Linked DNA regions of Homo sapiens: region 2 is linked to region 1. A link is a contact called in ENCODE Hi-C or POLR2A ChIA-PET data. All regions are on one chromosome and are shown on one strand. The core of a region is the stretch at or near the end of the contact, and the rest is flanking DNA. Distances in the headings are between cores, read along the strand shown.

The links. A loop is a pair of places that touch in the nucleus more often than their neighbours do. ChIA-PET counts read pairs that join two places held with the same protein, here RNA polymerase II (POLR2A). Pooled maps may share reads with other maps.
Region 2: a loop to region 1 is called in a pooled map, with 4 times the contacts of the local background. The contact joins two enhancer-like sites. A Hi-C loop is called at or near these places in 38 of 168 maps with a recorded cell type or tissue (A673, B cell, CD4-positive, alpha-beta T cell and 26 more), 37 of 37 single-sample maps with no recorded cell type and 37 of 50 pooled maps. POLR2A ChIA-PET finds 5 or more read pairs at or near these places in 5 of 52 experiments (GM12878, OCI-LY7, T-cell and 2 more).

Annotation. Positions count from the first base shown.
Region 1 is chr9:19,180,154-19,187,767 of GRCh38, reverse strand. No RefSeq gene overlaps it. Among named protein-coding and RNA genes, the nearest start is that of DENND4C, 47 kb to the left of the region's middle. RefSeq lists enhancers at 764-1,264, 3,243-3,292. Within about 2 kb of position 3,372, at least 37 of the 41 ENCODE cell types and tissues checked have a DNase peak (open chromatin) inside an H3K27ac peak, as active enhancers do; they include B cell, CD8-positive, alpha-beta T cell and GM12878, where a contact is called at or near this core.
Region 2 is chr9:19,437,721-19,445,029 of GRCh38, reverse strand. All of the region lies in intron 4 of ACER2 (alkaline ceramidase 2), which reads right to left. Among named protein-coding and RNA genes, the nearest start is that of MAP1LC3BP1, 22 kb to the left of the region's middle. Within about 2 kb of position 3,254, at least 4 of the 41 ENCODE cell types and tissues checked have a DNase peak (open chromatin) inside an H3K27ac peak, as active enhancers do; they include B cell, CD8-positive, alpha-beta T cell and GM12878, where a contact is called at or near this core.

The DNA of each region.
Region 1 (7,614 bases), core at 2,123-4,622:
GGGCTTCCCTGAAGGACAGCAGAGAGGGGCTGGGAGGCCAGCAGACAGCCACAGAATAACCTACCTTTCTTCAACCAAAGCTGTTTAGCTTTCCTCTTCTTAAATTTTTGTTTGAGGCCAGGCGCGGTGGCTCACGCCTGTAATCCCAGCACTTTGGGAGGCCGAGGCGGGCGGATCACGAGGTCAGGAGATCGAGACCACGGTGAAACCCCGTCTCTACTAAAAATACAAAAAAAAAAAAAAAAAAAAAAAATTAGCCGGGCGTAGTGGCGGGCGCCTGTAGTTCCAGCTACTCGGGAGGCTGAGGCAGGAGAATGGCGTGAACCCGGGAGGCGGAGCTTGCAGTGAGCCGAGATTGCGCCACTGCACTCCAGCCTGGGTGACAGAGCGAGACACCGTCTCAAAAAAAAAAAAAATTTTTTTTTGTTTGAATAAAATAGTTCTGAGCTGGGCATAGTGGCTCATGCCTGTAATCGCAGCCTTTTGGGAGGCCACAGTGGGAGGATCATTTGAGGCCAGGAGTTTGAGACCAGCTTGAGCCCCATCTCTGAAAAAAAATAAAAATAAAAATAAAAATTGTGCTTAAAAAAGTAACTACTTAGCAAGATAAACTTTAAGCTTCTTTCAGCTCAAGATTCTGTGATTTTGCAAAGATCACACTGTGTCCTTTGTTCTGGTTTCAAAATAAAGACAGGGATTTTATTTATTTATTTATTTTATTTTTGAGACAGAGTCTCACTCCTTGTCACCCAGGCTAGAGTGCAGTGGTGCAATCTGGGCTCATTGCAACTTCTGACTTCTGGGTTCAAGCGATTCTTGTGCCTCAGCCTCCCAAGTAGCTGGGATTACAGGTGTGTGCCACCACACTTGGCTAATATTTATATTTTTAGTAGATACAGGGTTTCACCACATTGGCCAGGTTGGTCTCAAGCGATCTGTCCTCAACTCCTGGCCTCAAATGATCCACCTGCCTTAGTCTCCCAAAGTGCTGGGATTACAGTCATATATCACCATGCTCGGCCAAAATAAAGACAAAGATTTTTACGTTTTTAAGGATAAGATCAACTTATGACTATAGGCACAGAGCCAGGACAGGACTCTAGGTCTCCTGACAGTAAGGAAGAGATATTATAATGTCTTGAGGTTAAAAGGAAGGAGATCTTCAAATGGTTAATGCTCAGTAATGACTATGGACATTCTTCTATTTTGGTTATAGAGAAACAAACCCTGGATTTTTGCTTCTTAGTTTTCTTTTGGATTACTTAAGGGGTGAGTATTCTTTAGGTGACGGTGCTGATTATGATCCAGTCTATGATTAACACATTTATTACCTAATCTTTTTCCGGGTAACTGAAGTTTAATGTTTGCTGAATTATAGTTGATTGAGAAAGAGGACCTTAAGGAGAGATTTCAGCATCACTTCCACTGAGATTTATTTTTAAAAAGGTTATAGGGTGGTTATTGCCATGCTATTGAGATATCCAGGTGAGCTTTGCATATTTCAGATGCAATTCTCTGGTACAGTTCTATTTTCAGTAAACCTACCCCAATTTCAAAGCTCTAATCAAAAAAGAGGTTGTATTGGCCAGATGCAGTGGCTCACACCTGTAATCCCAGCACTTTGGGAGGCTGAGGCGGGTGGATCACATGAGGCCAGGAGTTCAAGACCAGCCTGGCCAACATAGCAAAACCCCGTCTCTACTAAAAAGACAAAAATTAGTTGGTGTGGTGGTTCACATCTGTAATCCCAGCTACTTGGGAGGCTGAGGCACAAGAATCGCTTGAACCAGGGAGGCGGAGGTTGCAGTGAGCCAAGACTGCCCCACTGTACTCCAGCCTGGGTGACATAGCGAGACTCTGTCTCAAAAAATAAAAATAAAAATAAAAATAATTTTTTTTTAAAAAAAGGTTGTATATGTAATCCCAGCACTTTGGGAGGCCGAGGCAGGCGTATCACCTGAGGTCAGGAGTTCAAGACCAGCATGGCCAATATGGTGAAACCCTATCTCTACTAAAAATACAAAAATTAGCCGGGCGTGTTAGTGGACACTTGTAACCCCAGCTACTCGGGAGACTGAGGCAGGAGAATCGCTTGAACCCCAGAGGCAGAGGTTGCAGTGAGCAGAGATCATACCACACTGCACTCCAGCCTGGATTACAAGAGCAAAACTCCATCTCAAAAAAAAAGAAAAAAGAAAGAAATCAAAACTTAAACACACATTATTTTATTTGATCCTTACAAAAATTCTCTGAGGTAGACAGAAGAGGTTTCTTCCCTGATCACAGAAGAGAAAACAAAGGCTCAAGGAAGTTAATTATTATAACTATTCTACAGCTAATAAGTTGGTTATGCAGTCATTAAGTCTTTATTGAACATCTCTAGCATCCAGGCATTGGGTTAAGGAACCGGGACTCAAGTTCAAATGAATCACACCTCAGTGTTGTTTCTCTTATTTGGAGTAGTTCTTTAATGCATCAGTTTTAAAAGACTGAAAGTTTTAAACTTAGGGTGGCTTTCTTACAACTTAAAACTGTTTAATAGAGAATTCTTAATTCACATAGTATAATATAATATACCCAGCAACATTCTGCAACAGGCCAGGCGCGGTGGCTCACGCCTGTAATCACAGCACTTTGGGAGGCCAAGGCAGGTGGATGATCCAAGTTCATGAGTTCGAGACCAGCCTAGCCAACATGGAGAAACCCTGTCTCTACTAAAAATACAAAAAAAAAAAAAATTAGCTGGGCCTGGTGGCATACTCCTGTAGTCCCAGCTACTGGGGAGGCTGAGGCAGGAGAATCACTTGAACCCAGGAGGCGAAGGTTGCAGTGAACTGCACTCCAGCTGGGACGACAGAACAAGACTCTGCCTAAAAAAAAAAAAATTATGCAACAGTTGACTACAATCAAAAGAGAAAAGTAAAGGTTGACTTTTCTAACTATGGTATTTTGCCTGCTAGGCATTCTAGGTTTTTATTTTAAAAATTTCTTAGGAAACTCCAGCTGTTACAAGGAAGTATTGCTTTTGGTTTAATGTTTTATCCTGCTAGTGCACTCCACCCTTAAGTGATCTTGGTGACTAATAGGACTGGCACCAGTTCTCACTTACCAGATGTGAATTCCACTTACTAGTTTGTTTTTTGTCTTCTGCTAATTTGCAGTTGTAGACAAAAACGGAGTAAAGAAGTTCTTAAAATAAATGAAAATCGGCAATGTAGTCGCTCTTTAATTTTTGAATTGGCCTGGCGCAGTGGCCTCACCTAAGAGTCATATGGTTGTTATGTTCCCTGATGTTAGGGGGCCCTCCCCTGCAGCCCACAGTGACTCAGAAGGCAGCTGCCGAGAACAGGAAGGCCTGGGGTTCATGTGACAAGCCACCAGCCTTTACCAGAGCAAACAAAGTAGGTGGGATGTTCCCCTGTCCCCTGCCCACCAGTTTTATAACACATTTCAGGGCTTTTTTTTTCCCTTCCTCAGACTGCTCTGAATTTTCTCTTTGACCTAATTTGATTTGTGGAGAAATGCTGTCGAAAGGGCCTGCTGAGATTTTGTCCTGGCCTGCCTCACTGAAGAAGGCCAACAATCTGTTTGCATAGCAAGAATGAAAAAAATGTTTCTGTGCTTCAGAGATTACTGAATACTTTTTCCAAAATGAATCTGTTCCTTCTAGCAGGGATCGTTTTGCTAGTTGGGAAGATAAAGCTGTCAATATTCAGTAGCTAATCTCTAGATTTCTTTCTGTGATGGAGTCTAGCTCAGTGCAGGCTGAGGGGCAGTGGCACGATCTCAGCTCACTGCAACCTCCCACTCCTGGGTTCAAGCGATTCTCCTGCCTCAGCCTCCCAAGTAGCTGGGATTACAGGCACGCGCCATCACACCTGGCTAATTTTTGTATTTTTGGTAGAGATGGGGTTTCACCATATTGGCCAGGCTGGTCTCAACTCCTGATCTCAAGTGATCCACCCGCCTTGGCCTCCCATAATGCTAGGATTACAGGGGTGAGCCATCACATGTAGCACCAATCTCTAGATTTCAAGAGACCACATATTGTCACAGCTTCTTGGAGATTTTCTTCACTGGATTTAAGTCATTGTTCTCCAAAGTGTGTTCTGAGAGCTACCTACATTTGAATCATCTAGATTAAGGTATCATCATCTCTACTAAAGGACCTTGTAATCTGTGTTTTTTTTTTTTGAGATGAAGTCTCCCTCTATTGCCCAGGCTGGAGTGCAATGGTGCAATCTTGGCTTACTGGCAACCTCCGCCTCCAGGGTTCAAGCAATTATCTGCCTCAGCCTCCCGAATAGCTGGGATTACTGGCACCCGCCACCACACCCAGCTAATTTTTGTATTTTTAGTAGACATGGGGTTTCACCATCTTGGTCAGGCTGGCCTTGAACTCCTGACCTTGTGATCCACCCACCTCGGCCTCCCAAAGTGGTGGGATTACAGGCGTGAGCCACTGCGCCCGGCCCGGAATCTGTTTTTAACAAGCACTACAACTCCCCAGAATTCTTTTTTTTTTTTTTTTTTTGAGATGGAGTCCCTCTCTGTGGCCCAGGCTGGAGTGCAGTGGCGTGATCTCGGCTTACTGCAACCTCCAGCTCCTGGGTTCAAGCAATTTTCCTGCCTCAGCCTCCCGAGTAGCTGGGGTTACAGGCGCCCACCACCACGCTGGCTAATTTTTTGCGTGTATTTTTAGTAGAGACAGGGTTTCACCATCTTGGACAGGCTGGTCTTGAACTAACCTCATGATCCACCTGCCTCGGCCTCCCAAAGTGCTGGGATTACAGGTGTGAGCCACCGCACCGGGCCAAAATTTATTTTTTTGCACAAAATTAACTTAGCTAAATCAGAGTTCACAAGCCTTCACTGGTAATGTGACCCACAGGAGAGAGTCCTGGGGCAGAGGAGGAGTCTTGTTTATGCCTTTCCTGTTTCCATTCCTGTACTCCCTGTCCCTGCCAAAATGCCATTTCTGATAGTGTTGGTCACTGCAGAAGGAAACAGGAAAAAACAGGAAGGAACTGAGGAAACTTCAGTGTTCCCTCTTGATTACAGTAGTGTGGGAAACAGGCCTGGGTTTAGAAAGCAATGCAGCAGAATGCTTAAAAATCATTCACAAAGCTTGGTAAAACCACAGACTCCCCTTCTCCCCATTCTAATTAAGTGGGTATGCGGTGGGGCCTCAGAACCTATATTTGTAAAAATACCTACAGTGATTCTAATGCAGGTTGATCTGGGGGTACATCAGGATATTTCTTATTTAATGTACTGGAGCCCAGAGCTAGAAGTCCCCTTTGACAGCTGTCTTCAAACTGTCGGCACAAAGACCTAAAGTAATTTTACAATATAAAGACATCTGGGTTCTCTAACTGTCACAGGGCAACTCCCCAAACTGGGGATCAGCCCAGGAGGCCATAAGGGTTCTTGACTTTTGGCAGAAAAGAATTAAGGAGGCCATGGTGGCTAATGCCTGTAATCCCAACACTTTGGGAGGCTGAGGCAGGTGGATTGCCTCAGGTCAGGAGTTCGAGAACAGTCTGGCCAACATGGTGAAACCCCATCTCTACTAAAAATACAAAAAAATTAACTGGGTGTGGTGGCATGCACCTGTAATCCCAGCTACTCGGGAGGCTGAGGTAGGGGAATTGCTTGAACCAGGGAGGTGGAGGTTGCAGTGAGCGGAGATCATGCCACTGCACTCTAGCCTGGACAACAGAGCAAGACTCTGTCTCAAAAAAAAAAAAAAAAACAGGAGCAAGTGGACCGAATAAAGTGAAAGCCAGTTTATTAAAAAGTAAAGGAATGAAACAGTGGCTACCCCATAGACAGAGTAGAAGCACGGACTGCTGGACTAACTATAGTTATGGTTATTTCTTGATTACATGCTGAAAAGGGGGTGGATTATTCATGTTTTCTTGGAATGGGGTGGGGAGTTCCCCAGAACTGAGGGTCCTCCCCATCTCCTACTCTATAGGGTAACTTAGGGACGTTGCCATAACATTTGTAAACTTTCATGGTGCCAGTGGGAGTGTCTTTCAGGGCGCTGATAATGCATTAGAATTAGCATATAATGAGCAATGAGAATGACCAGAGGTCACGTTCTGTTTTTTTTTTTTTTTTTTTTTTTTTGAGACAGTCTTGTTCTGTCACCCAGGCTGGAGTGCAGTGGCGAGATCTCAGCTCACTTGCAACCTCTGCCTCTCAGGTTCAAGCGATTCTCCTGCCTCAGCCTTCTGAGTAGCTGGGAATACAGGTGCCCGCCACCAGGCCCAGCTAATTTTCGTATTATTAGTAGAGACGGGGTTTTACCATGTTGGTCAGGCTGGTCTCGAACTCCTGACCTCGTGATCCACCCACCTCGGCCTCCCAAAGTGCTAGGATTACAGGCGTGAACCACTGCGCACGTCCTCCAGAGGTCACTTTCTTTGCCATCTTGATTTTGATTTTGGGAGGGAGCTGGCTAACTGTTTTGTTTTTTTGTTTTGTTTTGTTTTTATGTTGCCAGGCTGTTCTTGAACTCCTAGCCTCAAGCGATCCTCACACCTTGGCTTCTCAAGTGCTGAGATTACAGGCATGAGCCACCACACCCAGCCCTTGGCTGGGTTCTTTACTGCACCCTGTTTTATAAGCAGGGTCTTTGTGACCTACGTCTTGTGAAACAAGTCCTGCCAAATTCCTATCTTATAACTAGCCAGCATTTAGTTTTAGTATATTCTGTGTTTGCCTTAAGATAGTATGTACATTTTCCCCTAGAGCAGCAAAAAAGAAAAGGATAGTGTATATTTTGTATTTCAAAGAAATACTGGGGCTGGGTGCTGTGGCTGACATCTGTAATCCCAGTACTTTGGGAGGCTGAGATGGGTGAATCACCTGAGGTCAGGAGTTTGAGACCAGCCTGGCCAATATGGCCAAACATTTTTTCTAGTCTCTGCTAAAAAAAAAAAAATTAGCCAGGCAAGGTGGCGCCTGCCTATAATCCCAGCTACTCAGGAAGCTGAGGCAGGAGAATTGCTGGAACCCAGGAGGCAGAGGATGCAGTGAGTCGAGATGGCGCCACTACACTCCAGCCTGAGCGACAGAGCGAGACTCCATCTCAAAAAAAAAAAAAAAAATACTGGCTAACATCTCTACAAATAAATGAACCATTTGATAGGAACATTACTTTCATATGATTCCATTAAAAATATAAACTTTGGCTGGGCATTGCGGTTCATGCCTGTAATCAATCCCAGCACTTTGGGAGGCCAAGGCAGGTGGATCACCTGAGGTGAGGAGTTCGAGAGCAGCCTAGCCAACATGGTGAAACCCTGTCTGTACTAAAAATATAAAAAATTAGCCAGGCATGGTGGCACACACCTGTAATCCCAGCTACTCAGGAAGCTGAAGCAGGAGAATTGCTTGAACACAGGAGGCAGAAGTTGCAGTGAGCCGAGACCCCACCACTGTACTTCAGCCTGGGTAAGAAGAGCAAAACTTTGTTTAAAAAAAAAAAAATTAGCTGGGTGTGGTGGCACACACCTGTAATCCTAACTATTTGGGAGGCTGAGGCATGAGAATCACTTGAACCTGGGAGGCAGAGATTGCAGTGAGCTGAGATTGTGCCATTGC
Region 2 (7,309 bases), core at 2,005-4,504, 260 kb before region 1:
GAACCCACAGACAGGTGTTAAAAGCCTGACTGGCTAGTGCCCTTCCCAGATGCCTTTCACAAACATCAGCGAAAGCATCAATAAAAGTGGGACAGGTTCAGAAAGACCTGTTCAAAAACAAATCAAAATACTCTTGTAGGAAGGCTAAATACATCCCTTGAAAAGTTTTTAGAAAGAATAGAGGCCGATGACATGGGGAGACTTACATTCCCAGTTACTAAAACAAAGAGATAACAATTTCCATTTCTCGCTTTCGATTACCACTCTCTACCTTGAATGCCTCGCCTTTGGGCTGGTTCCCTCTCAAAAAGAGCTCATCTCTCACCTTGACCCACCCTCTCCTTCTCTCCAGGGCTCAGTCTCCAGGCTTCTTCCCACACACAATGCCAGATACTATAGGTCTCCCCTCAGTGCAAGCTCGTCCACAACCGTGGCCCACAGGCTGCATGCCGACCAGGATGGTTTCGAATGAGGCCCAACACAAATTTGTAAACTTTCTTAAAACATTATGAGATTTTATGCCGGGCGCGGTGGCTCAAGCCTGTAATTCCAGCACTTTGGGAGGCCGAGGCGGGCGGACCAGAGGTCAGGAGATCGAGACCATCCTGGCTAATCCGGTGAAACCTCGTCTCTACTAAAAATACAAAAAAATTAGTCGGGCGTGGTGGCGGGCGCCTGTAGTCCCAGCTACTCGGGAGGCTGAGGCAGGAGAATGGCGTGAACCCGGGAGGCGGAGCTTGCAGTGAGCCGAGATCGCGCCACTGCACTCCAGCCCAGGGGACAGAGCAAGACTCCGTCTCAAAAAAAAAAAACCATTATGAGATTTTTTTTTTTTGCGACTTTCTTTTTTTTTTTCTTTTCTTTTTTTTTTTTTTAGCTCATCAGCTATCATTAGTGTATTTTTTGTGTGGCCTAAGACAATTTTTCTTCCAATATGGCCCAGGGAAACCAAAAGAGCGGACACCCCTGCCTTAGCGCATTCTCTCAGGGCACCCTGCCATGTTCCTTCATAACTCTCATCACAAGTTGAAACTATGAATTTATTATCTGTGTAACATCTGGTATTAAACTAGCCTAGAGGCCGGGAGCTCACCCCTGTAATCCCAGCACTTTGGGAGGCCAAGGTGGGAGGATCACTTGAGATCAGGAGTTGGAGATCAGCCTGGCCAATGTGGTGATATCCCGTCTCTACCAAAAATACAAAAATTAGCCGGGGGTGGTGGCACATGCCTGTAATCCCAGCTACTTGGGAGGCTGAGGCAGGAGAATCACTTGAACCCAGATTGTGGAGGTTGCAGAGAGCTGAGATCGCACCACTGCTCCAGCCTGAGCTTCAAGAGCAAGACTCCATCTCAATAAACAAACAAACAAACAAACAAACTAGCCTAGAATCCCAGAGGAACTACCCCTGTTTTATTCACTAATGTATACTCCATGCCTGGCAACTGTGCCAGGCACTGTTAAATGCTTCCTGAATTAATGGATAAAATTATGCATAAATGGACCCTAATTTGGTAATTTGTAATTTGGGCAGAACATTATTTTTAGATTATTTAAGATTATTGGCCAGGCACGGTGGCTCATGCCTGTAATCCCAACACTCTTGGAGGCCAAGGCCGGGGGATCACGAGGTCAGGAGATCAAGACCATCCTGGCTGACAGGGTGAAACCCCGTATCTACTAAAAACACAATAAATGTGCCGGGCGTGGTGGCTCACACCTGTAATCCCAGCACTTTGGGAGGCTGAAGCAGGTGGATCACGAGTTCAGGAGATCAAGACCATCCTGGCTAACGTGGTGAAACCCTGTCTCTACTAAAAATACAAAAAAAATTAGCTGGGCATGGTGGCAGGCACCTGAAGTCCCAGCTACTCCGGAGACTGAAGCAGGAGAATGGCGCGAACCCGGGAGGCGGAGCTTGCAGTGAGCCGAGATCGCGCCACTGCACTCCAGCCTGGGCGACTGAGCAAGACTCCGTCTCAAAAAATAAATAAATAAAATTAAAAATTAAAAAATAAAAATACAATAAATTAGCCGGGCATGATGGCATGCATCTGTAGTCCCAGCTACTCGGGAGGCTGAGGTAAGAGAATCGCTTGAACCCAGGAGGCGGAGGTTGCAGTGAGCCGAGATAGTGCCACCGCACTCCAGCCTGGGCGACAGAGCGAGACCCCATCTCAAAAAAAAAAAAAGTATTTATTGGGCACCAAATTCCATGCTAGGCACTATAAAATACAAAATAAATAGGCCTCTTGCCTTGAATTTAAAAAATAAAATGAAAATAGGCAAGAACAAATATCAACAAATACATAGACAATTAGTCTGGGACACGAGGATCTATGAACATCCAGTGAAATTAAACCTAGAAAGTTTGGCTTAAGGAACACACCAGAACGGAGAGCAATGTGTTGGAGATGTCCTGCATGGAGGGCATCAACCGAGAGGGAGGTGCCCGGCCGTTAGTCACTGTAAGTGCCAGGACAGGGCCGGCTTGGCATGTACGAGGCAGGAGGGAGGCTCTGTAGAGCCTGGTCTCAGGGCAGCCTGTTACCTTTCTCTGCTTCTAGAAGAAGCAGATCCTGCTAGAAGCTGCTGACCAGCCTTATTTGCACTCGGGGCTTGTCCAAAGCTGCGGTCCATTAGGTTTCACTCCCATTTCTCAGGGCTTTTATCAAAATATCAATGTGAAGTGAAAAAGGGCGGACAAAAATCACATGTACAGCAGGACCTTATTCTACAAGAGAAAAGTCTGAATCTCTCCCATTTCTTCTCTTCTAGACCCTTGATTATATTCTCAATTTTTTCTTAACAATAAAATCACTCCTATAATCAGAAAAAGTATTTTTTTAAATATCAATGTATCTGAGTTACTCGGCAATGTACTTAACACCACCAATTTCAGTGTCAGGTCATGACCCAAAATCAGCATAAACTTTTGTTTTCTCATGGTCTAAGGGAGAGTTCAGAAAAGACAATGGAAATACTTCTCAGGAAGCTGGTTAAAAGAAATGACTAGAAACAAGCTTTAGGAATAAAGGCTAAAGAGAAAGAGAAAGTGAGAAAACAGTTCCTCCTCTATTACCTCTGAGCAAACTAGCGTGCAGTGAGAAACATTCAACTCAGACATAACATCATTGCAGGTGACAACCAGGGAAGATTCGGGAAAGAGGTCTAAGAGCAATAAGGGCATCCTTTTGTCTGGGTATTTTATCAAAGCAGGGAAACAACCGTCTTTTCTTTTCCTGGCTGGGAACTGGTGTGGTAAGTGACAAAGCAGTGAAAAAAGAGACCCCGTCCCTGCCTATGTGAAGTCGATGTTCAGCAGAGGGGACAGACAACAAACAAAACAATATAAATAATATAATTACAATCAGGATGGGTGCCATAAAGGAGAAGTTCAGGGTCCTGGAACAGCATATAAATAGCTCAGCCCAAACTGAAGGATGAGTATAAGTTAGCCAAGCAAGAGGGCCAGAAAAAGGGATGGCATAAATAAGGAAGGGGCTGGGGCTGGCAGGTGCAGGGTCCCCAGAAGAAACAGAAGGTCAGAGTGGCTGAGGATGGAAGGCAGAGGAGCTTCTTGTGGGAGTGATCAGCTCACAGGGGAAGGCTGGAGCATGTCAAGGATTTGGAACTTTATCTTCATTGCAACATCGACTGGTAGAAAAATGACTGTGCTCAGGGCTGGGCATGTGGCTCATGCCTGTAATCTCAGCAATTTGGGAGGCCAAGGAGGGCAGATCATGAGGTCAGCAGATTGAGACCATCCTGGCTAACATGGTGAAACCCCATCTCTACTAAAAATACGAAAAAGTAGCCAGGCATGGTGGCACATGCCTGTGGTCCCAGCTACTTGGGAGGCTGAGGCAGAAAAATCGCTTGAACCCGGGAGGCGGAGGTTGCAGTGAGCTGTGAGATCATGCCACTGCACTCCAGCCTGGGTGACACAGTAGGACTCTGTCTCAAAAAAAAAAAAAAAAAGAAAAAGAAAAAGAAAAATGTGCTGAAATGGCATGTTTGGGGAAGGAAGAGGATGCCAGGTTTCAGGCTTCAGTAACTGGGTAAATGGTGCTCCCCTTTTCTGCAACTTGAAATATGATGAAGAGAATCAGAGCTAGAAAAGGCAGATCAGGAATCTGGGTTTGGTCAAGTTGAATTTGAGATGCCTGTGATACATGGAATTAGACAGGTTAGGCAGGCAGCTAGACACATAATAGTAGAGTTAAGAGGAAGGACTGGGTTGGAGACGTAAGTTTAGGAGTCATCCACATATGTAGAGGAATTAAAGCCACAGAAGTAGAGGAGATCTTTCAGGGGGACGTAAAAAGGGAGAAAAACAGTGTCTTAATCCATGCAGGCTGTTATAACAAAACATTGTATACTGGGTGGCTGATAAAAACAGAAATTTGTTTCTCATAGTTCTAGAGGCTGGGAAGTCTGAGATCAAGGTGCCAGCAGAATCAGTGTCTAGTGAGGGCCATTCCTCACAGATGACACCTACTAGAGCTGTGTCCTCACATGGTAGAAGGGCCAAGGCAGCTCTCTGGGACCTCTTTTAGAAAAGCACTAATCCCATGTAGGAGGGCTCTACCCCCACTGACTTAAACACCTTCCAAAAGGGCCCACCTCCTAATATCATCACCTTATTAATTAGTATTTCAACATATGAATTCAGGGGAGATACAAACATTCAGACCATAGCAAGCAGGGAGTTGAGGGTGCACCTTAAGGGATTCCTACATGCAAAGCTGTGTAGAAAAGTAGGAGTCTACGCAAGAGACTGAAAAGGAGCTGCCGAGAGGTAGTGGGAAAGCCAGGAGGATGTGTTATCACAGGAGCCATGGCAAAGAACATTTCAAGCATGGTGAGGAGAACTAATTGGGCGAGCAGCCGAGAGAATAATACATAAGATACAGGGGGGTCTGAAAACTGATCACTGGGTGTATAGCCTATAGAGAGGGATTTGGGTAACAAAGTAGGGGCAGAAACCAGATTGGCAAGAGTTGAAGAGTAAATGAGAGGTAAGGGATAAAGGGAGCTTTCTTTGGGGGCGGGGGGATGGAGTCTTGCTCTGTTGCCCAGGCTGTAGTGCAATGGCGTGATCTCCACATCTCCACGCACCACAACCTCCGCCTCCTGGATTCAAGTGATTCTCCTGCCTCAGCCTCCCGAATAGCTGGGATTACAAGCATCTGCCACCACACTCAGCTAATTTTTTGTGTTTTTAGTAGAGATGAGGTTTCATCCTGTTGGCCAGGCTAGTCTTGAACTCCTGACCTCGTGATCCACCCTCCTCGGCCTCCCAAAGTGATGGGATTACAGGCATGAGCCACCAAGCCCAGCCGATGGAGCTTTTAAAGAAGTTTGGCTATGACAGCAAGGGTGAAAGGGTAGTAGCTAGAGATGTGGATGTGGATTAGTCCAGGCTGGGTGTTTGAGAAGGCAGTAGAGACTCAGATGTGTTTACAGGCTGATAAGAAAGCCCCTTTAGGCTGGGTCTCTACTAAAACTACAAAAATTAGCCAGGCATGGTGGCACACACCTGTAATCCCAACTACTCTACTGGGGAGGCTGAAGCAGGAGAATTGCTTGAACCTGGAGGTGAAGGTTACAGTGAGCCGAGATCTTGCCACTGCACTCCAGCCTGGGTGACAGAGCGAGACTACGTCTCCAAAAAAAAAAAAAGCAAGCCCCTTTAGAGAGGGAGCAGCAATATAGAGGACAATGTACAGGAGTGAAATGGACATAGGAGAGTGGAGGGAATAATCAATTCGTAGAAGACCAACCCTAATGGAAGAAAGTTTACCTGCCATGAAACTACCACTTGTTAATGTGATGATGAAGACCAATTAGCTTTAGTGATGGCTAGCTTTTCCAGGGCAGAACATTTTAAGCATGAAACAAATTATTTCTTATGTAATTATTTACAAAGATTAGAATATTAAAGGAAAATATATTTCCTTATGTAAAGATCACAATTGTGAAGTAGAATTTATTTAAACTGCATAATAATCTGCCCTAACCACTTGTGTCCTCCATTTGCTCTTCTTTAGGTCTTATGAACTTAAAATATTTTCTCAGCTGGGTGCAGTGGCTCACACCTGTAATCTCAGCACTTTGGGAGGCTGAGGTGGGAAGATTACCTAAGTGCAGGAGTTCGAAGATGCAATGAGCTATGATCATGCTACTGCACTCCAGCCTGGGCAACAGAGCAAGATCCCATCTCAAAAACAAAACAAACAAACAAACAAAAAACCTTTCCCTTTCCCTTTTCTTATAACAAAATTATAAGCTAAAACATATTATTACACTCAAGAGTTACAATGAAACTAGACTGCAGTGAATTCTCAAGAAACAGAGCTAAATCCAGAACATTCTATTCACTTCAAGCCTAATATAAGCTAGCATCACTGGACTGCATGCTACAAATGGAAATCATTTCAGATGTTGTCACCAGCAATTTAATTATGTGTTTGCCAAAGAGCTTTAAGATGTGTTAACATCCAGAGTTGGCTAGAGGAGGATGCAAATGGAGCCAAAGGCCCAGGAGCCAGTCCCTCCAGGTCCACAAACACGGCAGAGAAGTCACTTCAACTAACATCTTCACCCAAGGCACATTAGGGAGAGTTCCTGGATAATAAAGGTAAGATCCCTAAAAAACAGATACAATAGGAAGAAGCAGATGATTTAGCTATACTTGCTGAAACATAGTGGCAAGGAAAAGGAAAGGCAACAAGTATTTGCTGAGATCTACCATGTGACAGATACTAGACTAAATATCTTATTTAATCCTTACTGCAAGACTATGAGATCTAAGTATTATTATTCAATTTCAAATAAGGACAGTAAGACCTAAGTAAGTGAAGTAAATGCCCAAAGTTTCCAGGCTAGTAAAAGCCTGAACTGAGACCCAAACTCAGGACTTTCTAGCCCCATAACCCATGCTCCACTAAACTGAGGGAGTCTCAAGAAATTTCATAACTCTGTATCTTGCCCAGTCATTAGCAAGATACAGACCTTTGACTTTTCAGAGGTAATGGGCACCATGGAAAATTCAGAGTTCCACAAAATAAAATTACTGCCTTTGAGAACACAACATCAGAGAGGAAGATGAGAAGAAAAGGAGATAAGTATCTATATTTAAGAGAGAATGCGCTAAGTACAATGTAAAAGCACAAAGAGTTTAGGAAGAGGGCAATTACATCTGGTTGAGGGGATAAGAAGGGGTTAAGAAAGGCCTCGTGAAGGAGCAGGTGTCTAGGATGCACATTGCAGAAGGGGTAGGATTTTGGAAAGTAGTAGTAGGAAA